2 separate regions of the Mus musculus genome follow, and region 2 is linked to region 1. Evidence: chromatin loops called from intact Hi-C (ENCODE). Cell type or tissue: left cerebral cortex. All regions are shown on one strand. Links, peaks and the distances in the headings refer to the core of each region. The heading gives the core; the rest is flanking DNA.

Region 1 (16,197 bases), core at 3,771-11,770:
AGAGAGAGAGAGAGAGAGAGAGAGAGAGAGAGAGAGAGAGAGAGAGAGAGTCAGAGACACAGACACAGACACAGAGACAGGCACACACAGACACATAGACACACACACAGAGACAGATACAGAGAGACAGAGAGAGACAGGTACAGAGAGAGACACAGATACACACACACATGCAGAGAGAGAGAGAGAGAGAGAGAGAGAGAGAGAGAGAGAGAGAGAGAGAGAGAGAGAGAGAGAGAGGAATTTAAGTCCTGGTTCTACATATAAGGTATTTGTCTAGGTCTGGTTTATTTTGAATAACATAATGAATTCCAGTTCCATCCACTTTCCTGAAAATGTCATTTCATTTTTCCCTTATGGCTGAATAAAACTCCATTGTGTATATGTACAACATATTTTTTTTTATCCAATTATCTGTTGATGGATATCTAGACCAGCTTCGTTTCTTGCTATCATGGGTAGAACAACAATACACAAATACACATGGATATGCAGGTACCTCTGTGGTACATTGACTTGGAGTTCTTTGAGTTTATATGCAGGAATGGTATAGCTGAGCCATACCAAAAATAGTATTTTATCTCATTTTCCCCTGTATTGTTTGTTCTCTCTCTTGAATAGCAGTGAGCTCATCCATACTTGCTGTTTAGTTAAAAAACAGCCCAGCAAGCTCAGTATGTGCCTTTTGCTCATGTTGTCATGCAGCAAATATAAGACTACAGCAGGGCCCTTCCTGTCTAGATTATGAGGCCCAGGTCCTGAAGGCAGTCAGAGGCATCATGTTGGCTGTAGCATTTGATGTACTGCCAATTCAAAATTATGCCCAGAATGGATTTTATTTTAAGGATCTGAGATGGATAGAGAATTTATACCTTATCCAAGAGAAAACCCAGAATTAGGAGGATGCTTCATATTTGATGCAATCTAAGATGCATACCCATAAGAAGCATGTGGTTTCTCTCACAGGTTGTTGAGTGTGGCTGTCTCCCAGAAGGGAGGGATGTGTGGTAAGCAACACTGGGGGGTGTCCCTAGAGCATAGGTGAGGTCAAGCTCAAGAGGAGATTCTGAGGCTAAATAGAGACCCAAGATGAAGCTGCAGGAGAGGTTCCTGGAGGAAACTGAAGAGCAGAGGGAGTGCACCCTTCTCCATGCTTTTATAGTTGTAGGTGAGGAAGCCTTTGTGTCTGATATAAGCAGGGCAGGGAAGCCTGTGAGAATGGCATTACATAAAATGGGGTCTACCTGTAGGAAGCATCAGGAGAGTGAGAGAAGGGACAGAGAAAGAACACAAGAACAAGGAAGTGTGTGTGTGGGGGAATAAATACATCTGTGGATGATGCTTAATGACCGTTATGCTCCAGCTATTATGAAAGGCACTGAGATACTCAAAGGGGGACAAGAAAAGGAAGAGCCACAGTTCCTGGTGGTACCTGAACAAGACGTGAGAGAATACCAACAATGGACGACTTTCTCTGACACTTGTAGTGCAGAGTAGATAAGCAGCTGCCTAAAAGAGATTACAGTGGTGAGAGTCCCCACTGCAACGTGTCCTGAGACCTAGCTCTGTAGTCCTACAGCGTGTACAAAAAAGCCTTTGTAAGTTCCAGATAATAAAGGATAAATGTGTCTGTGAAGAAAACTGAAGAGTCAGAGCAATGAAAGCTCAGATACGTTTGTTTCTAAGAAATCTTTTAATTCTTAATATCCAGCTCCCCACTGATGCAGATACATACTATCTCAAAGCTTTTCCCTTGGTTTAACCCTGTAAGAAAGACATGATGGGGACAGTCCTTGTCCCAAGGGAGACAAGAACTCCCTTCTCAGACTAGGAGAGGGACCCTCTATCTGCATAGTTATGCTTCCATGATGCAAATGTGTTTTGCATGTGTGAGCAGATAATGGTAAGAGGATAATGGTAATATTATCCTTTCTGGAAAATAGAATGGACCGAAAGAATGGAACTTCCAAGGAATTGTGGGATTTTAGAGTTTAAAAATGTAGTAGATTTATTCCTGGCAAAGAACTTTTCAAATGAACCCCTATTCTGAAACTGGATAAGGCAAGGGTTGGATGCTTGATAGCAGCTACTTGGTGTTATGCTTCAGTGGCTATTGTGATTTTTCTCACTTGGTACAACTAATACAGAGGAGGAGCCACCTGGAACCTGGGGCATTTATGTCTCTTCTGTCTGACCTCTGTACAGAATGAACAAAAGAAAGCACCTGATATTCAGACCATTGGAGTACTACCTGAACATCAAGAGTTTTCCCCGGTCTTTATGACAATCAAAAATATCCTACAAATGTTCACCATACACTGTGGGAGGGTGGTATCACTGCCCAAGGAATCTACTGACACATTACAGCCCTCTTCCTTTCCATGAGCACTCTGAGCTTCAGGGAGGAAAACTGCTTTTCTGAAAGTCATAGGCTGGGTTGGATGCAGATGTGGGGCATTGGCTCATGTCTTCTCATCTCTGAACCAGAGTGGTTTCTGTTCTTCTTCTTTTTAAAAATCCTTTTCTTAAAATTTTACATTTATTTATTTATTTATTTATTTATTTATTTATTTATTTATCCATCCATTTATTTATTTATTTATTGTCTGCGCACATACACATCAGTGCCATAGCAAGCGTGTGAAGGACAGACTACACGTGTGGGAGTCAGTAGCTTCCTTCCACCACCTGGGTCCATTGAGTGAACTTAGGTCATTGAGTACCAGTGAGTCACCTTGTTAGTGCCATTGCTTCCCTTTCTTAGCTCACTGACACTTTAGGACTGGAGGGAATGGCTTTATTTTAAGTTGCTAGGAAACGTCCTAGAGTTTTAAAATTGTCCATTGCTTCTAACCAAGAACCTCAGAGAACATGGTTATTTGGAGGATAATTAAGTTCATACAATATCATATACCACATCTTTTCTCTTTGGCACTGGGGATTGAGCAGAGAGCAAGTTGACACGCTCTCATAAGATATTTATTGGCCCTGTTCACATTTTTCACAATTACTTCAAACTTTGATGTTTAATACTGTAAAATATGTGCAACAACAGTTCTTTAACATTTTATGCATGTATTTATATATTACCCAACCCATAGATGCCCATACTAAAAAGATGAGGCTGGGCATGGAGCTCAGAGTTCAGGGTTATTGCTCTGTTGGGTCTTCTGCATCACAAACACAGAACCACAATGGCAAAAAACCCCACAAATAAAAAAATAACCCCCCCAAAAGATGAAGAATAATATAGAATAGTTTTCTGGAAAAGTGAGGGACTCATGCCTTATTAATAGCCCTAGTTTTACTTCACTTTGAATTTTAAGATGCATACATCTATGGAGGTAGCCACTGCTTTTCAAAAGCAGCAACAACAGTTCTAAAGCACTCCCTTTGCTGTGGATTTTAAACAGTAGCTACAGACTTTGTATCAGGACAGAAAATAGTGGCACATCTTGACCGCTTCCCCGATGGACCACACCCGTCAGTCATCTCTTTATATTGCACCGGCTGCTTTTTAAATTCCAAACAGCAGAGGTGCATCCTGAAACGTCTGTCTTCCCTTTTGCACTGTGTAGGATGGGAGATTCATGCAATGCTTTCTGTGCTCTTCTCCTCCTCCCCGTCGCCCTTCTCTCCTCACACAGCTTAGATCTGCAGATCACCTGTGGAGCTTACATTCTATTCTTATCAGAGCAAAAATTATGCGCTTTGTCTACAGATGGGCTTTAAACACTGAAGCTTGGGAGTGTTTATGTGATTATGATTTTGTGGATATTGTCCACTGCAGAGCCAAATGATATAATTATCTTTTTTCTTCTCTTTGTTTTGCTGTTCCTTAGAGTTCTCAATCATTTCTCTCTCTCTCTCTCTCTCTCTCTCTCTCTCTCTCTCTCTCTCTCTCTCTTTTATATTTCCTGTCTTTGTAGCAGTAAGAATATGGTCAAATCAAAGGAATTAGTTTCTTCTACCATCCCCCTACCTATCAATACCTTATTTTGGACTCGGCTGCTCTCTCTTCCTAGCCTGGGCTGATTGTTACTTAGGCTGGCCTAAGAGATGTCATTTTGAGTCTTCTTTTCATTACTCTCCATGCTATGGCTCCAGTTTCCTTGATCTCATATCTTTCTCTTTTTGGTTCGCTTCTTAGCTTTTCTGGAACACGTCTTAAAGTAATTTTCCATGGACAGGTAGGGAGGTCCTTACAAACCTGATAATGCCTTTGTTCTGTCCTCTCACATTGATATCAAAATGGCTGTCAAATTCTAAGTTGAAAATACCACCCTATGTGTGTGTGTTGTGTATGTGTGTATATGTGTGTTGTGTGATTATGTGTGTTATGTGATCATGTGTGTTATGTTTGTATTGTATGTGTGTGGTGTATGTGTGTAATATCTTTTTCTTCTCTTTGTTTTTTTGCCCCTTAGAGTCCCCAATCCTTTTTTCCTTCTTTCTTCTATTTCTTGTCTTTTTAGGAGTAAGAATATAATCAAATCTAAGGAATTAGTTTCTTCTACCATCCCCCTGTATTATATGTAGAATATATGTGTATATGTGTGGTGTGTGCATATGTGTGTGGGATGTGTGTGTTTTGTGTGTATGTGTGTTGTGTGTGTGTTGTATGTATGCTGTGTGTTTGTGTGGTATGTGTGTGTGCTGTGTGGTATGTTATGTTGTATATGTTGTATATGTGGTGTGTGTGTGTGTGTGTGTGGTGTGTTGTATGTGCTCCTCCTGTGTATGTGCAGAGGCCATAGGAAGACATTGGATGTCCTGTTCTATCGCAACGTGCTTAGTCCTTTGGGACAGGGTCTCCCACTGAGCCTGCACCTAGTCTGGTGGCTCACAAGCTCCAGCCACCTTGCCATTCCTACTGCATTACAGAACTAGCATTCAAAGCTTATGCCCAGCCTTTGACTTGGGTATTGTGGATTTGAACTCATGTCTTCATGTTTGTCCAACAAATGCTTTTATCCACTGAGCTACTGTTCCAGTCCCCCAAGCCATTTCCCCCTTGCTTATGACTATGAAGAACCTTCTCCACTAAAATTTATATTCATTTCTCAAATTTGATACCAACATATTTCTTATAATTTAATGGCTTTTTTTTCTGCTGAAGAAAATTTTAGGATTTTCTCTCTATATTTTTTAAGATTTATTTTTATTTATATGTGTGTACACCATGTGTAAGCAGGTATCTGCAGAGGCTAGATGAGGGTGTCAGATTACCTGGGGCTGGGGTTATAGAGTGCTCTAAGCTGCCTGATGTAGGTTCTGGGAACTGAATTATGTATTCTGAAGTACACTAAGAGCTCTTAACTGCTGAACTCTCTCTCCAGCCCTTTGATACTCTGAAATTTCAAGAACTTGGGAGCAGATGTGAATATCTTGGTTGCCTTGGGTACCTGGTGGACAATCTTAGTTTGGAAACTGGTTGTTGAATTTGGGTTATTCTCATTTCTTTTATGATTAGCCAACCTCAGCTGTCTCTTTCTGGACTTTTTGTTACTTGGATATTGGAATTTCTTGGTTCAATATTCAGAGAGGTTTTTCCTCCTTTTATATTTTTAATTTTTTGTTCATAATGTTTAATTTGTCAATCACATATTTTTGCTAAGTGTCTTGTATTTTCTTATTTCACTGACTTAAAAAAATAATACTTTGTTCCCTACTAATGAGAGCTTGTATGTGGAGTTATCTGTGAAGTTTTAGCTTCTCCCTAGTCATTTTCCATGGCATTGTTCTATGTAACTCCAGCTTGGCATTCAGGATTCTTCTACCGTAGCCTCTTGGGAGCTGGAATGGCAAGTCTGCACCATCCATCACACCTGGCATAGAGTTTTATTTCTAAATTTTCTCCTGTCCCCCGAGTAGCCTATACCACCTCCAGAGTTAATTTTCTCCTACCTTATCTCTGTATTTTCCTTCTAAGTTGCATTCACCTCAAGTACAAGCGCATAATGGACTTTGGTCATCCATCATATTTAAGACTAAGGGAAAAAAATCCAATGTGCGTATGTTTTTTGGATGAGTGTGTGTCGAGGCTGCCTTCAGGTTAGACATTCTTTAATTATGCAATTTAAAGGGCCCCCTAAACCTTTGAGAGTCCTAAAACATCACCATCTCCATTTGTTTGCTTTATTTTGGTAATTTTCCTTAGAAAATACCCTTTGTTTAAGCGTTTGTTTTTGGCATGGAAGTAAAACACTTATTATCCAGCCAGTGTGATTAAAGGATTAGGGGAGGACTGTGGAATCAGTGCTGTTAATAACCTTCAGGGGCTACCACTACTGTCTGCAGCCCTGGGTCTTGGAGGCAGGATGGAGATTTCTAGGCTCTCTTGGGGAGATTTTCTCCCTGCTTGCCTGCAGCCCTCCCTGCATCGCCATATATCCTAGACTACAGCTTCCCCTGCCCAACTTCACAGTGTTTTATCCACTTTTCCTCTTGCAGAAATGTTTAGGAATATTTCACTTGCTAATAGCTATTCTCCTATTCTTTTCATTGCAGTGAGTTTAAATCATTTTTATTTATTTTTTTTTAACATGCTGCTAATGTTGCCTTGGGAGAGAGAACAGATAAACATTTTTGCACATTTTGCAGTTTTGAGTTAGAGAATACTTCATTTCTTCCCAGTGGATATTTAAATTTTTTTTTATTTAAATTTCTTTTGTAGAAGATATCTATCTTTATCTATCTATCTATCTATCTATCTATCTATCTATCTATCTATCTATCTATCTCCTACAAAATTTATGAGGTCCAAGAGGATTGGCAAATACCATTTAAGTCTTTATCTCACCCCTGTTCTAATCAGTTTCTTATGCATCCTCCCAGACACACTCTATGCAAACATACATTTTTTTTTGTAATTAAAAAAATTCAAGCAGAGGCTACAAACACTACATTTGTGCATTCCCTTCACACTCACTGTCATCTCAGAGCCTATACTGATTTTTAGAGATTAATTTTATTTCTGCATAATGTTTCATGAATGAAAACTTAAAACTTAAAACTCTTTCCAAGGGGAGTTGGAATAGGTTTGGTGAATATGACGATATTTCGTTGTATACATGTATGAGTGTCTTAGTGTTTCTATTGCTACAATAAAAATATGACCAAACCAACATGAGAAGGAAAGGGTTTATTTTGCTTATACTTGTGTATCCCTGTTCATTATCGAAGGAAGTCAGGACAGAAACTCACACAGGGCAGGAACCTGGAGGCAGGAGCTGATGCAGAGGCCATGGACGAGTACTACTTACTGGCTTGTTTCACATGGTTTGCTCAGCCTACTTTTTTTTTAATGTCACATATATATTTATTAAGAGTGAAAAAGCGTTTACAAAAAAGTAATGTTACAGAGTTCTGAGTACCTCTACAGTCTGAGCACTCATTACCATAGCAATATCTCTACACACGTAGAGAATAGTTACTTGGGAAAACGTATTACACACAATATCTGTCCTCAGTCCCTTGGTAGTTTTAGCCTAAATTATCAATTATGAGATCATCAGCCTACTTTTTGATAGAACCCAGGACCACCAATCCAGGAGTGGCACCACCCACAATAGCATGAGAAACTAGCCAGGACAATGAAGATTCTAAAAAAAAAAGTTGAAGAGAACCATTTACTTGTTGGTGATCTTTTAATTTGTCTGCTACTGATTAACTTTTGTAAAAATATGACAGCTTCCAGTTTTTATACAGTATTTCACACATGTATCATTTTTATATGTTAGATAAATTCCTAGAAATGAAATTGCAGTTAGTCACAAGCTTTCTTGGGGAGTGTTACTTTGCTTGTGGCTGGGACAGAATAGCTGACAAGAAAAGAAAATGCATGCATAGTTCAGTAGATACAGTCTCTCACTTCAAGGATGGCAAGGGGTGGGTGGCTCCAGGCTTGGCATATAGGAAACCAAATCTAATTAGAGTCTCAGCTACCATTCCATGTTCCACCTCCACAAGGTTCCAGACTCTCAATACAGTGCCACAAAGGTGGGGGACCAAGAGTTCAAACAAATCCTGGGGACATTTCATGCGTAAATCATCACAGGGAGTATCAATCCTCTTTCCAATCATGTCCGAGACCATCTGTGTCTCCATTCCTTTCTTAGCATATGGTTAAGAGCCTTTCAGAAGTCCATCCGGCTATTTTAGCTCAGTTTTATATACAGATTTCTCAAGGTCCAAATGTGGTTATAAAGAAGAGAATTAAGGCAAAAAGACACTGGGAAAGTCTCTCTCTGTCTCTCTGTCTCCGTCTCCATTTCCCTCCCTCCCTCCCTCCCCCCTCCCTCCCTCTGTGTGTATGTGTCAGGGGGATAGTGATTGATTATAGGAAACAGATAGCATCTCCAGGGCTCAGGAACAAGCAAAGATGTTGAAATGATTAATTTAGAAGCTGTCCAACGACGAGCCTCCTAACATGGAGACCCAGACCTTTTTGAATAGAGTATGGTTTAGCTAGTATTGTGAAGTTGGAGGAGGACCCCTGTAGAGCTGAGACCAAAGTCCCAGCAGGGTGCACTGATTGACTAGCGATGTGGAACCAGCAAGCTGTATGATCAAATTCTGGAAACCTTGCAAACTGGACTCAGAAGCTGCAGTAACCAAACAGGGAGTGGGCAGGTGAAAACTGGACTGCTGAGTTGCTGGCAGGGACAGAAAACAGACAGGTGGAAGGAATTTATTCTTTCCAGCCTTACACTCTGTACCTCCTGTGGGCAGAACAAAGGTTGGTGGGTTTATTTGGAAAGGTAGGGCTGGAATCAAGGCATAGTAACTAAAAGACTATAAGGCACCTCAATGAATTGCTTTTTGATAATATAATACATGAAAGCCACAGCCTGTTGTAAGCTTTAAAATCTATTTCTTCCTTTCTATGTATGTATGTATGTATGTATGTATGTATGTATGTATGTATGTATGTATGTATCTTATCTATCAATCATCTTTTATATGGGATCTTTCTTTGCTGAAAGAAGAGAGTTAAGGGAAAAATACACTGGGAAAGTCTCTCTCTGTCACTCCATCTCCATCTCCATCTCCATCTCCCTCCCTCCCTCCCTCCCTCCCTCTCTCCCTCTCTCCCTCTCTTCCTCCTCTGTGTGTGTGTGTGTGTGTGTGTGTGTGTGTGTGTGTGTGTGTGTGTGTGTGTACTACTCCTGAGCTTCTGGGCTCAACTGAAACCTACAAGCTCATTTGCTGTTAGCTTGCTTTCTTGTAGCATTGCTTAGCATTGTTTATTTTTTGAACTGAAATGGAATACCTCTTAATCTCTGGGAGTTTGAGGACCCTTTCTCAGAGCTGTTTCCTGTTGTCCTTGGTTCCAATCACTTTCCTTTGAGCTACTGATCTTGTTTATATATTAATAACCTGGCATGCACACACCTTCCCCCACCCTCAGTTTGTAATTTATTTTCTGAATTATGGTAAAGTTGCCATGTTTAGTTTTTATTTTAACAGAGTTGAATTTATGAGTGACTTCAGGGTTTTTCCCCACATGTAAATCTTTTTTTTTCCAATTTTGAGATCTTAGAAGTTGATCTTATTTTTAGTTGCTGTTATTGGTTTGATTTTAAGATGTAGATATTTGATCAAGTTGGACTTTTTCCCCTGATGTATTCATCTAAATCTGTTTTTTCATTGCCTTGTTATTCACCCATCCCAATGCTTTCATTAAACATTCCCTCCTGTGATTTAAAAATTAATTTTTATTATAACTGTTGCATTTTTAGGTCTGTGTTAGAGATTCTTGTTTCATTAACACATCTATTCATGTCTCAGCACCACATTGTTTTAATTGCTCTAGGTAGAATGTATTTGTGGTCCCTCTTATATCTACTTTTAGAGTTTTGAGCTGTTTGCTTTTAAGGTCTCATAACAATATAGGTTAACTACAGGAGAGATGGCATTGTTAACACTTTGAGTTTTATTTTTAAATTTGAGAACATTTTCTATCTTTCAATATATTTTTCTACTCCTATTGTTTATCTCCTACCAATTTTATCATGAGTATACACTCCGCTCCCTTTCCTCCATCAACAGCCACATCTTGGTTTAGTATGTCCTCCATCACTAAATATATGACTACCCTTCTTTATATGTGAGACTCAGAATAGTAACATCTGTAGCTTTATTGAAGACGAGTTTGCCTTTAGGTTCTCCTATTGTTTTGGTTGATTCAAGAAAATAAGTGAGAACAGGTGTTTTCTTTGATGTTTAAAAGTCAGATGCACCTCCCTACTCACCATTAAAGACACCAAGGAATCCCATCAATCGACTAGAGGAAATCCAGTCTCTTACTAACCTTGAACTTGCAGATTTGGCCACTGTGGCAGTCCACTGAGCCAAGAGAACTTCTTGACCATGGGAGTGTAGAGCAGGCACCTGGGGTCTGGAGGACAGAGCTCAGTCCTTCATACTTGAAAGGCAAATACTTTATCTACAACTGAGCTATCCACCTAGGACCATGAAATCCAGTCTTTATCTCTGAAAATTTCTTGAAATTTCCATGTAATAATATATGCTTGCATAAATGTTTGTTACCCCAGTTAGTCACCTGCTGCCAAGATACTTTGCCTATAGTTTTCAGCCAGCATTTGTCTCTGATAAGATTAGCATCCCGTATAGGATAGTTGAGCTTGTGTATTTCAACTGTTTGTTTACAAATCAGGTGAACATGTCCCTGGAGGTGCATGGTAGCATTTCAAGGAGAAATGGAAGAGTGTCTAGGGGCCAAGGAAGGAGACCACTCAAAGAGCTGGTGTTGAGAGCTGAGAAAACAGCTAATTCCTAGCAAAACATCCTCTGCATCTTAGGCAGTTTCATGTCTTTGCTTTCAGTGACTCTGAAGGAAGATGTCATTTTGTTTTGCATGTAATTTAAAAATATAAATGTGGTTTGAAAAGAAAAGCTAACAAAGGACATTACTACAGTAAAGCTACTTGTATCTAGCTGTCTATTGAAGGAGTTGTTTTCATGCTTACATTACAGAGAGAATAAAATTGATGACAAATCCTGTCTCACTACAGTAATGAAGAATGTTCATCCATGTATATGTAAATTAATTTTCTAAAAAGCCTCATTTATCTTATTAAGAAGCATATTTCCTGCCCTACCATGCTTTTGTGTTTAAAATTATTTATCAAAACTACATACAAATTAAAAATTGAAATGACCACTTAATCCAGAATAGACTTTTTTTTTTCTTTTTAGATCCTTTTGGAAACTGGAGATTCAGTAAAAAATGCATTTTAGTTTATTTGTTTATTTATTGTTGTTTCAAGGCATTATAAATGGTGATCAAAAGCATACTTTGAAGCATTAAAATTTACATTATAATAAAATTTTGTGGGGGGAATGGAGTTCAAATATGAGTTTAAGAAAGAAAGAAAGTTTTGACTCAGGAGAGCTTATGCATTTCCAAGTGACTGAGATACATGAAATCTTAATATTCACTGGCATATATCTAAAAAGTGATGTAATATATTTTTTAAGATGTCAAAACTTATTGTATGCCAAATTACTGTATAATTACTTAAGTTGTGAATGAGACATCTTAATTGACAAATTAAAAATGGACGAGAAAGGCACATACATACATTTTTCTCAGTTTCTTCCGAATCTGGAAAAGAAAATGAAACAAAGCCAAGAAGGAAACAACTTATGGCTACTGCCTAAGTTTTATCGCATGCAATTGTTACTTTTAACTTTCGAATCTTTGAGAGTAACATAACCAACCAAAGGATGTTTAGGGAAGGCAAGTCTACCCAGGTGAATGCAATTTTGGAGACTGTGGACACATACTGTTGCATGTGGGAACCCTGCTACCCCTTGGTTGATCCCATCTATGCAAAGGCCCTCTCCACATTCACATGAAAACACTCTTCCTCTAACCCCACAAGAGTCCCTCGGAACCTAGCCCTTCGTTTAAACAGTAGGTTCCAGCTTCTCTAAGCACAGGGCTGAGGAACAGTTTCCCATTCTGCTTAGACAAAGCTCACATTTTGCAGATTGTGTAGGCTTGCCCATTTTCTAGGGTCGCCCTGTGATTGCTCATTTCTTATGGAACACTGTGTCCCCCTCTTCAGGGAGCAGAGGTCTTCCCCACGGGCGTTCCGAGGGCAGAAGAATGTGGTAGATGGACTTAAGTGCCTCTTGTATCATCTGGACTGTTTTGCCTTAAACAGCATCACATATGGGGCAACAACATACCAGAGCCTTGTCTCTCTCTCCAGTGATGAAATATTAAGCCAGAACATCTTTTATAGCTGTCTCTCCAGTCTCCTCATTTGGAGAGCAAAGACTTGAATAATAACACAGCGACCTTCCAGGTATCAGCAAGAAAGTCTCATACAGAGAAGATGAATTTACCTATTAGAATCCAATCTGCAGAGATAAAGGTATGTTAAATGGCACATGCAATTTGTATCATTTAACAGAACGCAACCTGCTCAGCTGAAACCTTTTATATTTCAATCCTTTCCAAGTTCAATTGACTAGCTTAAAAGACATCAGAAAATTAAAAGAACCTTCAAGTGATTTTTGCCCTAGCATAAAATGGTGGCCTTTCTGAAACCTCAACTGCTTCTGGAAACTCTTTGAAGGGATTATGGTCTCCTGGAAGTTCCCACTTCCTTATCTTCAATTTACCACAGTGGAGGTGCACGGGTTGCTTCCCTAGAGTGCCTCTTCAGGCTTGTTGCAGAGTTTTAGCCTGCAAGTATAGACTTCTTGTTCAAATCTGCAAGAAGGATGAGAAAGAGGCGCGGAGCTTGGTTGCTTGTTTGCCATGGGACTGCTGTGTTTGAGGATTGGGGGTTCCCAGTCTGAAAATCTGGCCATAGTTCAGCCTGGCCTAGAGCTCACTATTCTCCCACCTCAGCTTCTGACTTCTGGGATTATAAACACACGCTTCAAGAGTAAGTTTTCTTTGGACATTCAGTTCTTAGGGTTGTATAAAATGCTTGGAATATATGCTCATTTGTAAAGAACTCGAACTTTAAGAGTGGTGAACTTGGCAAGGTTCAGCTCTTTAAGAACATTTGTTGCTCTTGCAGAGGAGCTGGCTTTGGTTCCCCGCAACCCTGTGGTCCAACAAAAATAATAAAAGAGAGTTGTGGATATAGCTAAGTAGCAGAGTGCTTGCCTGCCATGTACTGTGTTGGAACCAAAGACAGACAGACAGACAGACAGACAGATACAAAACACACACACACACACACACACACACACACACACACACACACACACACACACACACACACATTTAGACTCCATAGATGAAGATAAAAATCAAACAAATTAAAAAACAACTCTTCTTCTTGTTAAACATAAAAACAGGAATGAAGTGGATGCTCACAGCCATCCATTGGATGGAGCACAGGGTCCCCAGCAAAGGAGCTAGAGAAAGCACCCAAGGAGCTGAAGGGATTTGCGTCAAGGAGGAACAACAAACAGTATGAACTAGCCAGTACCCCCAGAGCTCCCAGGGACTAAACCACCAACCAAAGAATACACATGGAGGGACTCATGGCTCCAGCTGCATATGTAGAAGAGGATGGCCTGGTTGGTCATCAATGGGAGGAGAGGCCCTTGGTCCTGGGAAGGCTCTAAGCCCCAGTGTAGGGGAATGCCAGGAAGCAGGAGTGGGTAGGTCGGTGATCAGGGATGGGGGCGAATAGGAGGTTTTCGGAGAGGAAACTAGGAAAGGGAATAACATTTGAAATGTAAATAAAGAAAATATCTAATAAAACAAAACAAAACAGGAATTTCATAGCAACCTAACTCACCATTATTTTGAGGACCTCTCATGAATATTGATATCTTATTAAAATTATGCACTGTAACAAAATGGTAGTTCACCTAGAAATTTGCTTTTTAAATAGTTTTCTTCCCTTCCAATGGTTTTCTAGCATCCAGTTCTTCAGGGTTTCTGCTGTCTCTTCTCTTGGCTTTTGATGTACAACATGCAAATTTTTCTACACACTTTCCCTTTGATTTGTTTGCCTTTTAGTTATAGATTTTAAAAAGTGAATGTAAATATTTAGATACTAATATATTGTCAGTTATAAACTTGCCAGTCTCTCTTTTTTCATCTGCTTCTCATGTTGCAAGGTTTTAGTGATACCTTTTGGCCTTGTAGAAGTTAAGATTTTTGCTGTCATCAAATATACCAATATCTTTCTTTGGTCATTTGTATTTCTGTTTAAAAAGCCTTAGTCTTTTATGATCAATTAAAATTTTTATTGTATATATTTTTTTCTGTTCTTTTATGAATAATTGAGAACGTCTTAAGGTTGGGCAGTAACTTTTTATTTTGCTCCTAAGTCGACAGCTGATTTTGCCAGTCATAATTACCGAGCAGGACGACTTTTCCTTCTCTAACATGCCACCGTGCTGTTCTTTATATGCGTTGCCCTTGACTCTCCATAGTGTTCCATTACGGCCCTGGTAACAAGCTGCTCCAGAGGACGTTCTTTATAACAAGGTTTGATACCCGTAACAATGACTTTCCTTTTTTTACACTTTTGATTCTATTGTATTTAATTGCTTTTGTTTTTAAATTAAATTTGGTTTTATTATCATAGCTTAATGATTTGTTGCTTTTGTGTAGAGTGTTTTTGTTCTTTATTTAAGGATGATAATAATCTCTGTCATTTTGACACAAACCTAGGGAATCCCAGCCCAGTAATTGCCTTCATCAGACTGGCCTATAAACATGGCTGTGGGACATTTTCTTGGTTGCCAGTTGATATGTGAGGTCACATCTCACTGCAGGAGGTATTATCCCTGGGCAGGGGGTCCTGACTTGGACAAAGAAGTAGGCTGAGCAAGCCGTGAGAAGCAAGCCAGGGAGACGCACTCCTCCATGATCTTGCCTTCAGTTCCTCTGCTGCTTTCTCTGGATGATGGGCTGTAAGCTACAAGCCCAATGAACCCTTTCCTCTCAAGTTGCTCTTTTTGGTGTTTGATCACAGCAACTAAAAGGAAACTCAGACACTGATCAGACATGTGGTTGCTTTCTTGTTACTTCTAATTTCAGTTGATTGTGTTGGGTTTTCTAGATAAGTGATCTTATTGTCTCCAAGCACAGTATTTGTAAATCTTCCGTCCCAATATTTATGCTTTTAAAAATAGCACTGTTGCCTACTGTTAAGACTTCTGGCTGATTCGAATGGTGGGTGTGACATGAGGCATCTGTTTTGTTTCCTTTCTTGTAATGCTTGCTGTATTTCAACATTTTAACTGTGTTTGTTACATTGAGATATTTTCTCTATTTTAAACCCACTACTTTAAAAATGGATTCAAATGTTGTTACACTCTATTTCTGTATCTACTTCATGTTTTTCATTTTACTACGTTAATGAGGATGGAGCATCTTGATTGTGGTCTTCTATGGCATCACTATATTCCTGCGTTGGATACTGCCTGGTTATTATGGGTATCTTCATCCTACATCACAAACACTAATTACTTTGATTTATTACTATTGATGCGACTTTTATGTAAAAGAATGGAGAATAGTTTCTTTATGCTTTCTTGGTCTAGAACTTGCGACAGTTATATTAGCCACATGAAGGTAGATGCTTGGCTTTTTTTTTTTTTAATCTCTATTCTGTATTTTGAAACGGTTGGTATATGCTGGGAACGTGCTGTTCCCCAGCAAGCTGGGAATGATCATGCGCTACCTGGGAGGAGTATTGCCTGAAGAAGGAATGATTCTTTCCTAACAATTTATCCTGTGGCTTAGGTGCGTCAACATTTGTGTCTATTTCCCCCAAATTTCACAAATTCTTCTCTTAGCAAACATCCAACTCATTTAGGTCTTATCTTGATGCTATAGAACTTACATATAGTATTTTCTCTGTAATTTCATCTTCATAATTTTTGTTCTTGCTTATTATACTTTCCACGACTAGTAAAACATATCAGCTATTTTTATTAATCTTTCCAAGTAACTGGCTTTGTTTTTCAATGTTAGAGCCTATTAATATTTATTGTTTATATTTTAACAATATATGGTTTTATTTTTATTGAATTTATTTCAAAATTATTTTTAGTTATTTGAATTAAAAGTACATTGTATTTTAAATTCTCTCTCTCTCTCTCTCTCTCTCTCTCTCTCTCTCTCTCTCTCTCTCTCTGTGTGTGTGTGTGATAGGTATGTGTTTCTGTGAGCATATGCAT
Region 2 (16,197 bases), core at 3,549-11,548, 270 kb after region 1:
ATCTATCTATCTATCTATCTATCTATCTATCTATCTATCTATCTATCTATCTAAAGGAATATTATTTTGTGTTGACAACCTTCATAGCAAATGTTGTTGATCGTGCTGGATTTTTTTTTTTTTTGGATTGGTGAAAAGCTTCAGGCATTCTTTCGGGTGAGGGGCGCCTTTCTCCACGAACTCACAAATTTCCTGTCTTATTACTCTGCTTCATAGATTTTGCTGTAGACCACTTAAGAAGCTATAATGAAATACCCAGGCCTGGTAAATTTATAAATAGTAGAAATTCATTGGTTCCAGTCTGGAAACTTAGATGTTCAAGATCAAGGCACTAACGGATAGGATGTCTGATGAGTTTTGTTTTTTCCAAGATGATTCTGTATCCTTAATATGACAGAGGGTACAAGAGGGTTTATTAAAATGTTTTTATAAAAGTCTAATTCATGAGACTGGATTCCTCATTATTCTCTTAGTTCTTACAGACCCCACTTCTTAATATTATCATATTGCCTATAATGTTCCAACTTGTGAAGTTTGGGAGGACACCAGCTCTCTTTCTTTTTATTAGTTTTTTTAAAACAAATTAAATTAGAAAATTTAATTAAATTAAATCAAATTAAAGTAAAGTAAAATGTAAATTTTTACTTTATGTGCATGATAGGCTTGCCTCATGTATATATGTGGAACTTGTGCCTGGCTGGTGTCCATTTAGGTCAGAAGAGGGTCAAATCCCCTGGAGCTGAAATTGCAGACACTTGTGAGATGCCATATGGTTGCTGAGAATTGAACCTAGGTCCTCTGGAAGAACAGTGGGTGCTCTTACCCACTGAGCCATCTCTCCAGCCCAGGACACCAGCTTTCACCCATGGCAATGCTAAACCAAGTGTCTTGGGTACAGCAGAACTAGTCAGCAGGAAAACTGTGATTATACCAGCAAAAGAGGGAATCCTGTCAAAATAAAAAACACAATTGGCGATCAAAAGAGAAACGGTATCTTTTGAGGTGTGTTCTACAGCTAATCCAGACAAGTTTCCAGATGTTTCTGCCTGGGTGTCATGGACACATATCTATGATATGGCACTGACAAGTTTGGAGTACACTTTCAAAATGTGTTCTTGGCATTTAATGAAGTCTCTTTGTTGTTGTTGTTGTTATTGTTGTTTGGTTGGTTTTTGATTACTTCTTTTAAACCTGGTTTGGGATCTGTCTCTACTGCATATAAAGAGACCCGTGGAACTAAGCAAAATTCATTTGTGTTGTTATGTTTTGATACTGGCCATTCTTTGCAGTGGTCACTATAAAGGAATATAATGTAGTAGGGAAGTCTTGAGTTTTGGGGTAGCCAAACCCATGTGTTCCATCATTGAAAACCTTTATTAAAAATATTTCTCAAGGGATTATTTTGTCTTCAACTCTGAAGTGTCACAGTCAATGATATATATATCGAGGCACATATCCTAGAGCACAGTCAGATAAGCACACCAGGTGGCAATAGGCAACAACAATAGAGGAAGACACAGTGTTCAATATAAAAGAACAACTTTATGCTGTGCGATGAGAGAAAGCCTCTCTTTGTACCATTGTACTAGTGCGAGGAAATTGTCTTATGAGTAACAAGGCAGAAACAGCCAGACTCTGAACTTGGGGGAACTTTTCTTTTTGAGTATAACAACTTTTTTCTTCCCCTGTGGAAATCCAGATATAAATACTGAAAACTTAGCATCTCGCATGTTCTCCGTTTGTACCCTTCAGCCTTGCAACTGTGGTGGGTAAAGATCTATATCAATACACAAAGGAATCTGAGTGGTGAGGAACTGTAAAACATAATGTGCCAAGCCAGGTGTAGGTGAGGGAATCCGATTTGGTTTGTCGATTTGCCATTGCCTGATCTGTGGGTGTGACAGGCAGACAGTGTGGCAAGTTCGAAAGCCTAACCTGGGTTTAGGTTTTGCAAGCTTGGAACAGAAAGTAGGGAGAGTGTCTGGAGGGTCTGAGACAACTGAAAGTGACAGGGTATGAGGTCGGAGATGGAGGGAAGAACCACAAGTCAGGCACACTATTGCTTGTGAAACTGATTGAAGGTTTTAACCTGAAGTATATGTGCAACAATTTTCATAGCTTGGCAAAAATACGTCAAACATAGTCCATGTAAATACAGAGGCCAAGGAGTTTACAAGAACAATGCCATGGACATATTCACAATGGAGCCTGATACAGTAGCTCACAAATATAATCCCAGGACTCAGGAAATAGAGGCAGGAGGATTGCCATGAGTTCAAGGGCAGCCCAGTGTATCTTAATGAGTTCTAAGCCCACCTAGGATAAAGAGTGAAACCTACTTTCAAAATAATTAGAATAAAAACATTCAAAATAATGGGAATGATGTGAAGGGAGATCATCTGGTAGAATAGGATTTGATACCAGGTTTCCATCCCTCCCTGGTGAGATCACTGTGGCAGGATTACAGTAGATAGATTAGGAGTGGAGCCTCTGTTCTTGGTATTGCTCTTTCTTGTTTATTCCTCTGTATTTGTGATTTCTAAACAGCTTTAAAATTAAATCCTAAAATTGCGCCAGTTTTCTCCAGCGGCATGATTTATTCTCACTTCTTCCACATTTTTAGCAAATGTAATTTAAATCTTGGAGCCATAGCCCAGTATTTTAGAAACTATACCTGCATCAAATGAGCCATGATTCAGCTAACTGCACAGTGTTAATCAAGTTCCTTTCAAACCTGTGAGACTGAGTCACGCACTTGGAGCATAAAGCCTTTGTACTAGATCATCCCATGTCTCATTCCCACCGACTTTCAACAGGACCTGACTGGAGATCAGCACCGGATTAAGAGGTTGACTGATAAGGGAGGAAAAAGGCAGAGTCTAATAAGCAGAGGGCAAGAAGCAGAGGAAGATGTTTGTAGAGAAAATCCACAGCTTCTCCTGAAAACCACCTTATCTGCAGAAAAATAAAAGCGCTAGTTTATATGTTTGTAAATGCCTTAGTTTAAAGCAAAGCTATACTTATTAGTCAATAAATTTTTACCATATAACTATAACTGTATGCATTGTATTCTGCATGTCCCTGTTCCTGTATGCACATTCCATTAGAGGTAAGTCTCGAGAGGAAGTCTCAGAAAGGCCTTAACGTAACACCTTATAGCAAACAGCTCGTTGGTCTGAATACCTGAATCTCAGTGGTATTTGTTCCTCTCTTTTGGCTAGATGAGCCACCAGTAAATAGCCAAAATCTGATGAACTTCATATAAAAATGAATGAAAGTCACTTGCAGATGATTCAAAAGGAAAAAAAAAGGACAGAGTTATTAGAGGAGAGACTTGGGAATAATACAAGGAAGGAGAAGGACTAACTACAGGTTTATGTGCATTATCCAGAAGCAGAGTTGTTGAACCACCTTATGCATGATAGGAACATTGCAGGTAGAGTTTGTGTGTTCAAGTTATGTTGATGTTAACAGTAAACCAGCTTCCTACGTGAATGAATAGAAATGGCTTCTTTTAAAGACTGGAATCTAGAATTTTCTATGAGTAGTTTTTTTTTTCCTTGAAAATTAGTTGGTAATCCATGTGCTAAAAATATGTGAATAAGTGAATAGAGATACTTCTGTAAAAGAATAGTTTGCATGCATTACACATGTTATGAGATATGTACTACTGTGAAAACCCTTTGGGTATGTTAAAATACTGTGACCTTTCTGTACTGCCTCAATACCAGAAGAAAAAAAAATAAAGTGTACTACAACTTAGCAATGTCCACATAGATTTTTAATAATTCTTGAATTCTTTGTTGTATGTTTCATTTTATGCTAAAATTTTCTAATGTAATGCTTCATTGTTTGACTTTCTCAGACCCCAGAGAATAGGAAAGATTACTTCTTTATTCAAAAGATAAAGTAACAAAAGGCCAACAGATGCTGCAAGCAGAGAAAATATAAGAACAACTGCAAACAAAGGGTAGCAATTAAAATAACCCTTTCTACATTAAATTAATTTAATTCTCGGAGTAAAGGAAAGCACTTGGCTTCTTTCAATTAGCTCTTTCTCTTTACCTTGACATAGTTCCCTCCTGCTCTTCAGAAACACACTTGTACCACTTGTTAACTTTGAGTTTCAGTGCCCAGCCCTTTGCTTTTCTCTCTCAGAGATATAGCCTCAATATTGACCCTGTTTTCTCACCCATGTTCCCACTTTTGGTTGAATATTGCCTCAATCACACCCAACCCAAGACAACAAAACCTACTCTTATTTTGTAGCCACATGAATCATCTTGTGCCTTTAACCCTCAAGATGAGTGACCAGTCATTCCTTCTGTTTCCTCCTACACCATTTTTTTCTAAAACCAAACCGAAACAAAACTTTATTGGTTGTTTTATTTATTTACATTTCAAATGTTATTCTCCTTTCTGGTTTCCTCTCTGAAAAACCCCTACCGCACCCCCTCTTTCCTGCTTCTATGAGGGTTCTCCCCCACCTACCTACCCACCCACCCACCCACTCCTACTTCATTGCCCTAGTATTCCCCTACACTGGGGTATTAAGCCTTCTCAGGACCAAGGGCCTCCCCTCCAACTGATGCCAGATAAGGCCATCCTCTGCTATGTATGCAACTGTAGCCACGGGTCCCTCCATGTGTATTCTTTGGTTGGTGGTTTAGTCCCTGGGAGCTCTGGGGGGTCTGGTTGGTTGATATTGCTGTTCTTCCTATGGGGTTGTAAACCCCTTCAGCTCCTTCAGCCCTTCCCCTAGCTCCTCCATTGGGACCCCGTGCTCAGTCTGATGGTTGGCTGAAAGCTTCTGTATCTGTATTGGTATGGCTCTGGCAGAGCCTCTCAGGAGACATCCATATCAGGCTCCTGTCAGCAAGCACTTCTTGGCATCAGCAATAGTGACTAGGTTTGGTGTCTGCATATGGTATGGATCTTCAGGTGGGGCAGTCTCTGGATGGCCTTTCCTTCAGTTACTGCTCCACTCTTTGTCACTGTATTTCTTTTAGACAGGAGCAATTCTGTGTTAAATTTTTAAGAAGGTTGAGGTGGCCCTCTCCCTCAACCCGGAGCCATGCCTAGCCACTGCATATGGTCTCTACAGGTTCTCTCTCCCCTTTGTTGGTTATTTCAGCTAATGTCATCCCAGTTGGGTCCTGGGAGTCTCTTTCCTGGAATCTGGGACTTTCTGTTGGCTAACCCCAGTTTCCCATCCCCCATTGCCACACACCTCTGTTTAATTTCTTGACCCTCTGTACATCTCCTCCATCTCCTTCCATACCTGGTCCCCCCTTTTATACCTCTCCCCTTCTTTTTTCTCTCAGTAGAGCTCTGACAAACTTTACAATAACTTTTACTGGAGCCCCCCTTTCGCCAACAGTGGTAGTTTTGATTCCTAATTCTCGTGCAACCCCAAATTCTGTTGAAACTATGCACACTCATTTTGTGTGTTGCACACACACATGTGTGTACATGTGTGCATGTGCAACACACACACACACCACCGCTGCTGCTACCACCATCACCACGTGAGTTGGTGTCTTTTACATAATAACTATGCTTTTGTTCTTTCCTGCCACTGCAAGTTTTCACTCAGAGGTGCAATAGTAACACCCGCATGAATTTCTTTCCTTCTTCACAATTTCACAGTTAGAATACTCACTCTTACTCCAGATCTTAGCAACTTCAACTTGCATATTTTTCCTTTCTTATTTAGGAACTGCCATCCCTTTACTTAAATGAAACCCTATCTAGTGTCTCTTTGGCATCTCTGAATTGGCAGCACAGAATGTTTGTGTTTGAGGCCATTATGGAGGAAATAGGTGTTATTTATGTATGAAGACTGCAGTATATCCACAGTGGATCTGAGAATGGAGGTAACTAATGAGTGACGAATGACAGACAGGATGCAAAGCACAGACTCAATGGACAAAATGTGACTTAAGTCTTAGGCAGGCTGGGTGAGAATGAAAAAAGATTTTATAAAGCTACTCAAAAGCTACAATGTGAAAAAATGGATTATTTGCTCCCCCCAATCAATATCCTAGAATTGTAGTCTCTGGTGGCTGGTGACATTTTAAAAATGGAAACTCTAAGTGCAGTGTGAAGTCTTGGTGTGAGTCTGTTTTGCTTCCATATCCACAGATTTGTTAGGGTCAGAAACCCACAGGAACCACTTAGGAGGGAAAACTTCAGGGAAAGGTATGTATGGGGGAGAAAGGCTAAAGAAAAAAATTCGTATTTCCAACTGTGATGTCTACAGGGCTGCAGAAACTCTGGGCATCCTGCAGCCTCTGCCAGTATTAACACATATGTCTCTGCTCCTGGGTAGTGAAGCATAACTACCCTTAGGGATGCTGTCCCTACTTTTGAGAAGACTGTACAGACAACAGAATCCAGACAAAATAATCTTACATTTTGCTAAAATTCCTAGAAATAAGTGAATCCAAGCAATGGTGAAATAGCCAATAAAAGGGTACAAAGGGAATGGAATCTTAGAAAAGAGACCATATTCCTGAATCAGATCAGTCAATTGCACTTGATCTTAGCCAAAAGACTAGGACGTGATTAGGATTAGTTAACTGTACACAAATGTGCATAGGCAATTTTGATGAAGCTGCATAAGATGATTTAGTTGAGAAGATATATTTCAAAAGGATTCTTTCACAAGTAGTTATCTGTATGTGGAAGATAAACTATATCAAAAATTAACATTAGATATTAGTCCCCTATCAGATTTAGGATTGGTAAAGGTCCTTTCGCAATCTGTTGGTTGCCTTTTTGTCTTATTGACAGTGTCTTTTGCCTTACAGAAGCTTTGCAATTTTATGAGGGCCCATTTGTCGATTTTCGATCTTACAGCACAAGCTATTGCTGTTATGTTCAGGAATTTTTCCCCTGTGCCCATATCTTCGAGGCTCTTCCCTACTTTCTCCTTTATAAGTTTTAATATCACTGGTTTTATATGGAGTTCCTTGATCCACTTAGACTTGAGCTTTGTACAAGGAGATAAGAATGGATCAATTTACATTCTTCTACATGATAATTACCAGTTGAGCCAGGACCAAACCCAGACACTATTGCATATGCCAGCATGATTTTGCTGACAGGACCCTATTATAGCTGTCTCTTGTGAGGTTATGTCAGTGCCTAGCAAATACAGAAGTGGATGCTCATATTCATCTATTGAATAGAGTACAGGGCCCCCAATGAAGGAGCTAGAGAAAGTACCCAAGGAGCTAAAGGGGTCTGCAACCGTATAGGAGGAACAGCAAGATGAACTAACCAGTACCCCCACCCCCAGAGCTTGTGTCTCTAGTTGCATATGTAGCAGAGGATGGCCTAGTGGACCATCAATGGGAGGAGAGGTCCTTGGTCTTGGGAAGATTATATGCCCCAGTACAGGGCAATGCCAGGGCCAGGAAGCGGGAGTGGGTGAGTTGGGGAGCAGGGCAGGGGGAGAGTATAGGGGACTTTAAGGATAGGATTTGAAATGTAAATGAAGAAAATATCTAATAAAAAAGGAAATTAATCTATGCTTTGTTTCTATAAAAATCTTCTCGAATTGGAATTTGGAAGATTTCAGAAATAACAACAAAAACATAACCAGAAAGGGAATATTGATACTCCATCAAAATTGAGGGTTTTTCTTTGGAAACAATTATAAAGATAATAAAACACAATCATTAGAGTTGAATAAATTATTTTAAATTACACATTAACAATTGACTTATTTAAAAATATGTAAAGTATTTCCAAAAGTCATTTCAAAATTTGAAATTCAAAATCACGTGGACAATAGAAATTAGAAGCAATGGTGCAGAGAAACTAGAATTCTTGTATTTTCATGTACAAATGGTGTATGCAATCTGGAATAGGGTACCTATGACACACCACCCCTCATTTAGTGTCCTTAGAAGTCTCCTGGAATCTATTAGTAAAAAAGTACACTTCCCACCCTCTAGGCAGCCCAATGAAGGGTGTATCTCCCAACCTCACCCAGCAGTAATGAGACACCTCAATGGAAAAAAATAGCATCCCTGGATCCTTGCCAGACTGATCCAAGGCAGAATCTCCTGTCTTAAAACATCAGAAAGAAAAGTTTTCTAAACTAGAATATTTAAACCTTTACCCCAAATCTCACAATATAACACAAAATACCCTTTTCAAAGAAATGTAATATGCTTGATCCAGAACCACGATGCTATCAAAGTGCGGGATGAAAGCCTGAATGGATGCCAGTTCCAAGAAGGCACACATGTTCCAGTTAACCCACAGAGAGTTTAAAGCAGAGGCACCCCAGAAACTGATGAGCACCCGTGAGCCTGCCTTACATGCATGAAGGAACAAGAGGGTCAGGAGAGATATGGAAGAAAGAGCAGTGCAGAACTGGAAAACCTTCACTGTATGGACACAACATACACAGGAGGAGAAAGATAAACATCAGTGATTGGAAGAGAGGATCTGGGAAGAGTAGTCAGAAGAAACATAGTGGAGGACTGAAAATATACATAAATGTGTCCTAGTTCTTTTTGGCAATGTCTGGGAAGCCACTCAGTGCAAAAATAGACAATCCATTTTAACAAATAGTCCTGGGATACTAGAGATGTGTTGGCAAGAGATGGGACTTCAATGTAAGTCTCACTTCTTATTGAGTTATAATGAGCCATATATGCAAATATAAGACACATAGCTACAAACTTTTAGAGAAAAAATATGAGAGAAAAATTTTAGGGTCTAATTCTAGAAAGAATTCTTTGAATGAACAGTGGAAATATGATACATACAGGGAAGATGATAAATTGGGTTTTAGCAAAATACTTGACTTTATGGAAAACCCTGTTGGTTGGATGAAAACACAATCTTCTAAAAATATTTATTATTACTTTTTCTCAGTCCAATCGCTGTCCTCCCTTTCTATCCCCCCTCATAGAATTCTTTCACAACTCCCCCTACTTTTCTCTGAGATGGCGGGACCTCTCTGGTTATCCCCTGATCCTGGCAGATCAAGTATCTGCAGTTATGTGTATCCTCTCTCACTGAGGCCAGAATAGTCAGCCCTGTTGGAGAACAGATTCCACAGACAGGCAGCAGCTTTAAGGTCTGCCCCCATTCCAGTTATTGGGGGACCCACACAAAGACTGAGCTGCCTATCTATTCCTTATGTGTCAGGGGCTTTGGTCCAGCCCGTATATGTACTTTGTTTGGTGGCTCAGTCTTTGAGAACTCTCAAGGGTCCAGGTCAGATGACTTTGTTGGTCTTCCTGTGGAGTTCCTTTCCCCTTCAGGGCCTTCAGTCCTTCGCCCAACTCTTCTGTAAGAGTCCTGAACCTCTGTCCGGTCTTTGGTTATGAGTTTCAGTCAGCTCCTGGGTAGAGCCTCTCAGAGGGACAGCCATGCTAGACTGTCTGCAAGCATAACAGAGTCTCATTATTAATAGTGTTAGGGGATTGTTCTTGCCCATGGGATAGGTCTCAAGTCGGGCTGGTTATTGGTTGGCCATTCCCTCAGTCTTTGCTCTATCTTTGTCCTTTCATTTTGTTTAGACAGGACACATTTTGGGTCAAAATTTTTTTGTGAATGGGTTGGTGTCCTTATCCCCCAACTGGGAGTCCTGCCTGGCTACAGGAGGTGGCCTCTTTAGCTTCCAAACATAATGTTTAGACTGTGATAAAACACACTGCACAGACCAGAGGATCAGCATCTAGACTGTATAAAGGACTCTCAGGAGTCTGCCTTCATGTAGTACATCTCTCATCACAGGCAGTAAGATGCAGAAACAGGAGGGCCAGGGGTTCAAGTGCAGCAGTGGCTACACAAGAAGTATATAAAAAAATGTTAAAGAGGAGAAGCAAGGCTCAAAAACTTAACAATGAAACTCAAATTAGCATCACACTTCAGGACCTAAATAAACACTTCAATAAAGAGAGTATTCATATGGCAGATAAATAAAAGAATGGATGTTGAACTTTGATTATATTAGAAAAATGATAATAAAATCATGGTGTCATTACATACCTATCACAATAGACACCACTGCAACAGCAAATGCCAATGAAGAGTTGGTAAATTTGAGCCAGTATACATGCTGCAGGCAATATGGAATTGCAAAGCCACCATCAAGGAAAAATAAACTTTTCATGGTTTATTGAAAACTAGAAGTATAAGTACTCTATAACCTAGCACTTTCACTTTTGTTTCCTTTATAGCAGAGAATCGAAAGCATTTCAAGTCTGTATCTGAGTGTGTGCAATATATTTGTCCATTGTAACTCAAAATAGGTTCAATCTGTACACTCTTTGGTGAGTAAAAGTTTAAACACCTATTGCATATCTATAGCACAGAATACTATTCAGCAATTAAAAGGAGCATAGTATTGATTCATATGGCAAGCTACACTAATCTTTATAGAATCTTTATAAAACAATCACTAAAAGTTCTTGATTTTCTATTTTGCTGATGTAATATTCTAGAAATAACATGATTATCGAAACTGAGATGACACTGATATTTGTCATGGTTTACATGAGTATGGATGTGAAGAAGTGAGTTTGGCTTGAAAGGCTGAATGCACAGAATTCTTGTGGTGGTAAATTTGCAGTTGACTACAGAAATGGATGCCAATATTTTGGCTGAGATATCACACAATGATTTTCAGGATGCTACTGTGTGTGTGGGGGTGGGGGTGGGGGGGAGACAAGGTAAAGCTTACATAGGATGCCTCTGCAGTCTATGTGTTACTTTTCACAAGGGCATATGAAGGTGCCTTATCTCAAGAAAATGTTGAACTTTAAGAAAGGTATGAATTTTGCTATTTTCCAACTTCAAATTTCCATATAAAGTTTTCTTAGAAAAAAAAGTGAGATTAATAAGTGTAATTTTTTAAAAAGTGCAACTTTCAATTAAGCTAATAATTAGTCATAAGGTCAAAATCATTCTAACAGCATCAAAGACTGATTTTTTTTCAAATGTGGAAAAAATTCCTTTGTTTTACTCTTGCTGAGTTGGTTGATATGAAAAACTAATAATTTAGGGAAGTGTCAAAGGGACATTTAGCTTTAGAATGAAATGTAAAATATTAAAACATGGCATATTTTTGAGTCTCTTATGTTCATCAAAATAGTAGACAGGTTAAATATTTAAAAAATAGTTTGTATCATAATATGGAATACTTCAGCTATTCTCACTCAAAAACTCAGGTATACTGCTTTTAAAGTATTTAATATTTTAAATTATTTCTTTGCTCCACTGTTTGTTAAATATAGAATAGAGTAATGCTTAGTATTATGAAGCAGAATTTGTGAAAATATGTCATATATATTTTGTTAAAATATTTATTAATTCTATGAATCATCACAAGTTTACAAAATCATTTTAAAAATTAAAATGTAACGAATTTACTGATCTCGTGTTCTTTGCCAGTGTGCCTGGTTGATCTATGGAAGACATTTTTTATCACTATATTTAGCTCAATATTGTTAGATTTTGAAATTTTATTGCTTTTGTGGATATAAAATAGATTTCATTGTATTTTTAATTAGCCGTTTTCCTGAGCATTTAAAAAAAACTGTCTCTAGGCCATTCATATTTCTAGTGTGATAAATCTTCTTTTATGATACATTTTTTTCTAAATCCAACTTTTATAAACTGTTTATACAATCTTGTTGTCAATAATTTACCGTTTGTAGCTGTTTCAGCACTCATATCCCCATTTGTGGCTTATCAAGGTTTCAAAAACTATCTTTTGATTTACAGGCATTTAGAGTCTAAATGAAATAGAAGTCATGAGCTTTCTCTTACAAAGTATTACTCTTGCCAAGTAGTCAGTATTGAATAGCCAAACACCCAATTACTGTGCAATCTTCTTTGATTTCTTTTTCCCCAATAAGTTACTTTTTTATTCACTTTACATTCCATCACAGTCCCCTCCCTCTTCTCCTCCAAATCCCACCTTAACAAATCTCTCCCTTAAGTACTCCCTCTCTACCTAGTCCCATCAGTACTAGGCCAGTCCTCTCCTGCTGTGGCCCAACCAGGCAGTCCTGGGAGGGGAAAAGGATCCAATGGCAGGCTACAGAGACAGAGACAGCCCCTGCTCTGATTGTTAGGGGAATCACTTGAAAAACAAACCATCCATCCGTTATGAATGTAGAGAGAGCCTAGGTCCAGTCTCTTTATGCTCTGTGGTTGGTGGTTCAGTTTCTGTGGGTCACCCTTGGTCCTGGGTAGTTGACTCTGTAAGTCTTATGAATCTTGAAACCAAAAAACAGGGAACACCAGCCATTCTGTTTAAACCAACTTGGATTTCTTATTAGTTATATATACTGATTTTTATAGAAGTATACGTTTATTTACTTAATTGTTTTTTCAAGACATGTTTTCACCAAGTAGTCTAGGCTGGTATAAATGCCAATGCTAGTGAAACTTATGTATCAGTGTTTTCTATAAAATACTTTATCTTAAAGGGTTTAAACTTCTATTTTTATATTTTAGGTATTTTACAGATTTTTTTTTTTAAATTCAACTTTACCTTCTAATTACTAGTATGTTAGAAGCATATAGCTTTTGGTTTGGTCTTATATTCTGTGATGTCACTGTACATGCTTGCTAGTTTTAAAAATTCCTTGTGGGTATGCTAAATAGCAATGTCAGTTTCCTGCCTGCCTTACGTCACCATTGAGAATATTCAGGAGCACACTATTTGTTGCTTTAATCATGATCTTAGACGGGAAACAACCCATTTTAACATTTAATATGACAGGCAAATGCTTCATATTATTTTTAAAAATAAAGTTGAGGAAGTTCTTTCTTTCTGTTCTAATTTGCTGAATAATGGTGTTGGTTTAGTTGATGGCTTCTCCTGTATCAATTGATAAGAACTTGAGTTCTCTTCTCGTTTCTCCCTTTCTACTTGTTTATTGGGAGAGAGTCACATGTAGCCCAGGCTGGCCTTCAACTAGTACACTAGAGGATGAGTGAACTTCTGATCCACCTGCATCCTCCTTCCAAGAGCTGATGATGCAGGACCACACTTCCAAACTCATGATTTTCATTTCTCATTGCTGCTGCTTTTTTTTCTTTGAAGTGAGTTGTGACTATGTGGTCTAGGTTGGCCTAGAACTCCAGATTTCCTCCCTCTGCTTCCTGAATGCAGAGAATAGGGATATGTAGCATCAGGCCTGGCTAAAGTTTCTTTCTTAGATACTGATTGGATGGACTACAATGATTAATTTTTAAAGCATGAATTGCCCTTGAATGCCCAGATATTGTGGCATATATTTATATATACATACATACATACATACACACTATATATACATGCACACACACACACACAATATATATATATATACATATATATATACACACTATATATACATACAGATATACATACACACACACTATATATATACTGACATAGTTATATATATATAAAACTTGAGTAACAGGTAATTGTGAACCACTATGTCAGTATTAGGGAACATACCAAACCAGGTTCTTTGCAAGATCAAAAAGTGCTCGTAACCACCCCTCTAGCACTATAACTTCTTGAATTTATGATTACTAAATATAAATCATTCAATTTTAGTATGCAAAGGGCTATATGAATTGTGTATATCTTCAGAATTAGTTGTAGTATTTTGAATTTTCAAAGAAATTGACCTATTTCAGCTAAGTTTCCATATTTCTAGGAATAGAGTTCTTGATATCCCATCATAGTCTGCCAAGGTCATGAAGGAGTCAGTAGTTTGATCTTTCTTTCATTCATGAAATTGTTAGTTTCCTTCTTCTTAATTTTCCTCTTCTTGGTTAGGCAGCCCAGACGTTGATCAATTTTATTGATATTCTCAAAGCATCAGCCTTAGGCTTTGTTGATTTTCATTATTGTTTTTCTTATTTTAATTTTGTTGATTTATACTGTAATATTTCTTTTTCTTCTGTTTAATTTAAGCTTAATTTGCTCATATTTTCTAAGACAAGGATTGGGTGATTGAGGCTATATATTTCTTCTTTCCATATGTGTGAATTTAAGGCTCAGTGTCAAGTAGCACTTTCTCTTCATTCTTCTACTTCTGATAAATGGCATTTGTATTGTCATTCAGTTTAGAATCACACTTTAAAATGTTACCAGCTGGGTGTGGTGATATAGTCCTGGAATTCAAGCATGAGTTAACTCCTGTGCAAAAAGTCTGAGAATTTGAAGACAACTTTGGACAAACGGTGAGAGCTTGTCTCAAAACAATTTTTCTTCCCAAATATCTTCTTTGAACCGTGAGTTATTGAGAAGTTTGAAAACCGAAAACACTTTAGAAATTCTCAGCTGTCCTCCTGTTACTGACTTAATTTCATAATTCCGTTGTGATCTGAGAACATGCATGCCATTTCTAGTCTCTTCTTTTTCTAATCTGTGGCTTGTGGCTCAGAAGCCTCATCCCGATGAGCTTCGGTTGGACTTGAGAAGGATGTTTATGTCACTGATGTTAGGTGGATTAGCCTGTAAATGTCAATTAAGTAAAGAGATTGATAGCTCTTGTTCACTCTCTGTCCATTCCTACTGACTTTTTGTCTATTAAACCTCTGAATTACTGACAGAGGGTATCACGGGTTCTACTCTGATCGATGTGTCTCTGTCCTTTCATGGTAGTTTTTGCCTTGTCTTTTTTGGTGCTGTTTGTTTGTTTGTTTGTCTTTGTTGTTGTTAAATCCATGAACATTTAGGTTTCCTTACAGAATTAACATGTTTTTCTCAACACAGAATTGTATATTCACACTATATCATTATATAATAGTTTTCTTTATCTTCCATAGTCTTTCTGGCTATGAACACAGCTCACCTGAAAATTGTTTGTTTGGAGCAATTAAAAAAAAAAAACTCATGTTATCATGGTATATATTTTTCCATTTCATTATGTCTAAGTGGTCTGAATAGATTTCTTTTCAGATAGGAACTGTAAAGAACCTGTATGTCCATTTTTCCTTTTTTAAAAAAGGTCTCACTATGTAACCCTGAAGTTTGGTATGTAAACCAGGCTGGTCTCCAACTTAGAGAGACCTCCTTGCCTCAGCATCCTGAATACTAGGATTAAAGAATTATATCACCATGCCCATGATCAGTCTTTTTCCATTTTTTTTAAACTCACACTGCCAATGTGTTTTAACTGGTGATGTGTTTGGGTTAGATGCCATGGTTATCAATGTTTTATGTTCATTACACTTACTTTGACTCAGTTTTATGTTTTGTGGTTGCGAGTACTTTATATCCTTAAGCTGTTTCAATTTCCTTAGCATAGCATTTTTCTTTTAAAATCTTGTTACCTTAGAATCTACAACATGAATTTTAAGTTAATGTCAGTCCATTTTAAAGACACCCCCATCCCCCATCACATGTGTGTAGGTCTTGGGGTAGCACTTCTGTACTTTCCTCTGGCCATTGCAGTCACCCATTTCACTGATGTAACACATTGATGCCATTACTAATTTGAAGAAACCATTATATTTTTAGACTGATTATAGATAGGAAAAGAAAAAAAGATACTTTATTAATGCCCATTTCTTCCTTGCCTATTTTATGCTTTTCTTCTGGTTTACACAGATTTCTGACCTATGATATTTCCCTCCTTGTGAATAATAAGCTACATTAACATTCCTTGAATGGCTGGTCTATTGGCTGTGGACTTCTTATGGACTTTTGTTTATTTGTTTGGCTTTGATTTTTGTCTGAGAAAGAATTTCCTTTTCATGTTTGAAGAATAACTTTGCTCTTTACAGAATTCTACATGGGTAGATTTTTCATTAGGCATTTCAAAATTTTCTACATACTTTACTCTAACTCTTCCCTTCCCGCTTTCATGGTGACTGACAAGAACTCCGTATTAATGTTCCCCTTGTTTTCCATCAGGAAGGCAGTCTGCTACCCATGGCTTCCTGTGAGAGTTCCTCTTGGATGTTGGTTCTGGGCACACAGGTCATAGCATACATTGGAGGCTTTTCTTCTGCTTCTTTTGCTTTTGTGATGGTGAAACCATACTGCATTCTCTTCTCTGAGAGTCCAGGATTTGTGGCTTGATGGCCATCATTTCCATTCTCTCTCTTGTCTATTCCTTTTGTTCTGATTTCATTTTGCCACCCCTTCTGCTATTGTGTCTCCTTTTAAAAAACATGTTTTTTCTTTTTATATTTCAGTTGGGGAAGTTTCTA

The links. A loop is a pair of places that touch in the nucleus more often than their neighbours do. Peaks named below come from ENCODE experiments on the same cell type or tissue, not always from the same donor. Only the 100,000 strongest peaks of a DNase experiment are listed, where the experiment ranks them.
Region 2: it touches region 1 in a loop (17-fold over the local background); 2 of 42 quality-filtered maps call a loop at or near these places.

Annotation. Positions count from the first base shown.
Region 1 is chr1:172,751,846-172,768,042 of GRCm38, forward strand. It overlaps the pseudogene Gm38051. Among named protein-coding and RNA genes, the nearest start is that of Crp, 62 kb to the left of the region's middle. In left cerebral cortex, for the core only: no CTCF peak of the experiment used is centred there; DNase peaks (open chromatin) are centred at 7,898 and 8,625.
Region 2 is chr1:173,024,931-173,041,127 of GRCm38, forward strand. No RefSeq gene overlaps it. Among named protein-coding and RNA genes, the nearest start is that of Gm35742, 43 kb to the left of the region's middle. In left cerebral cortex, for the core only: no CTCF peak of the experiment used is centred there; DNase peaks (open chromatin) are centred at 5,591, 8,289 and 8,525.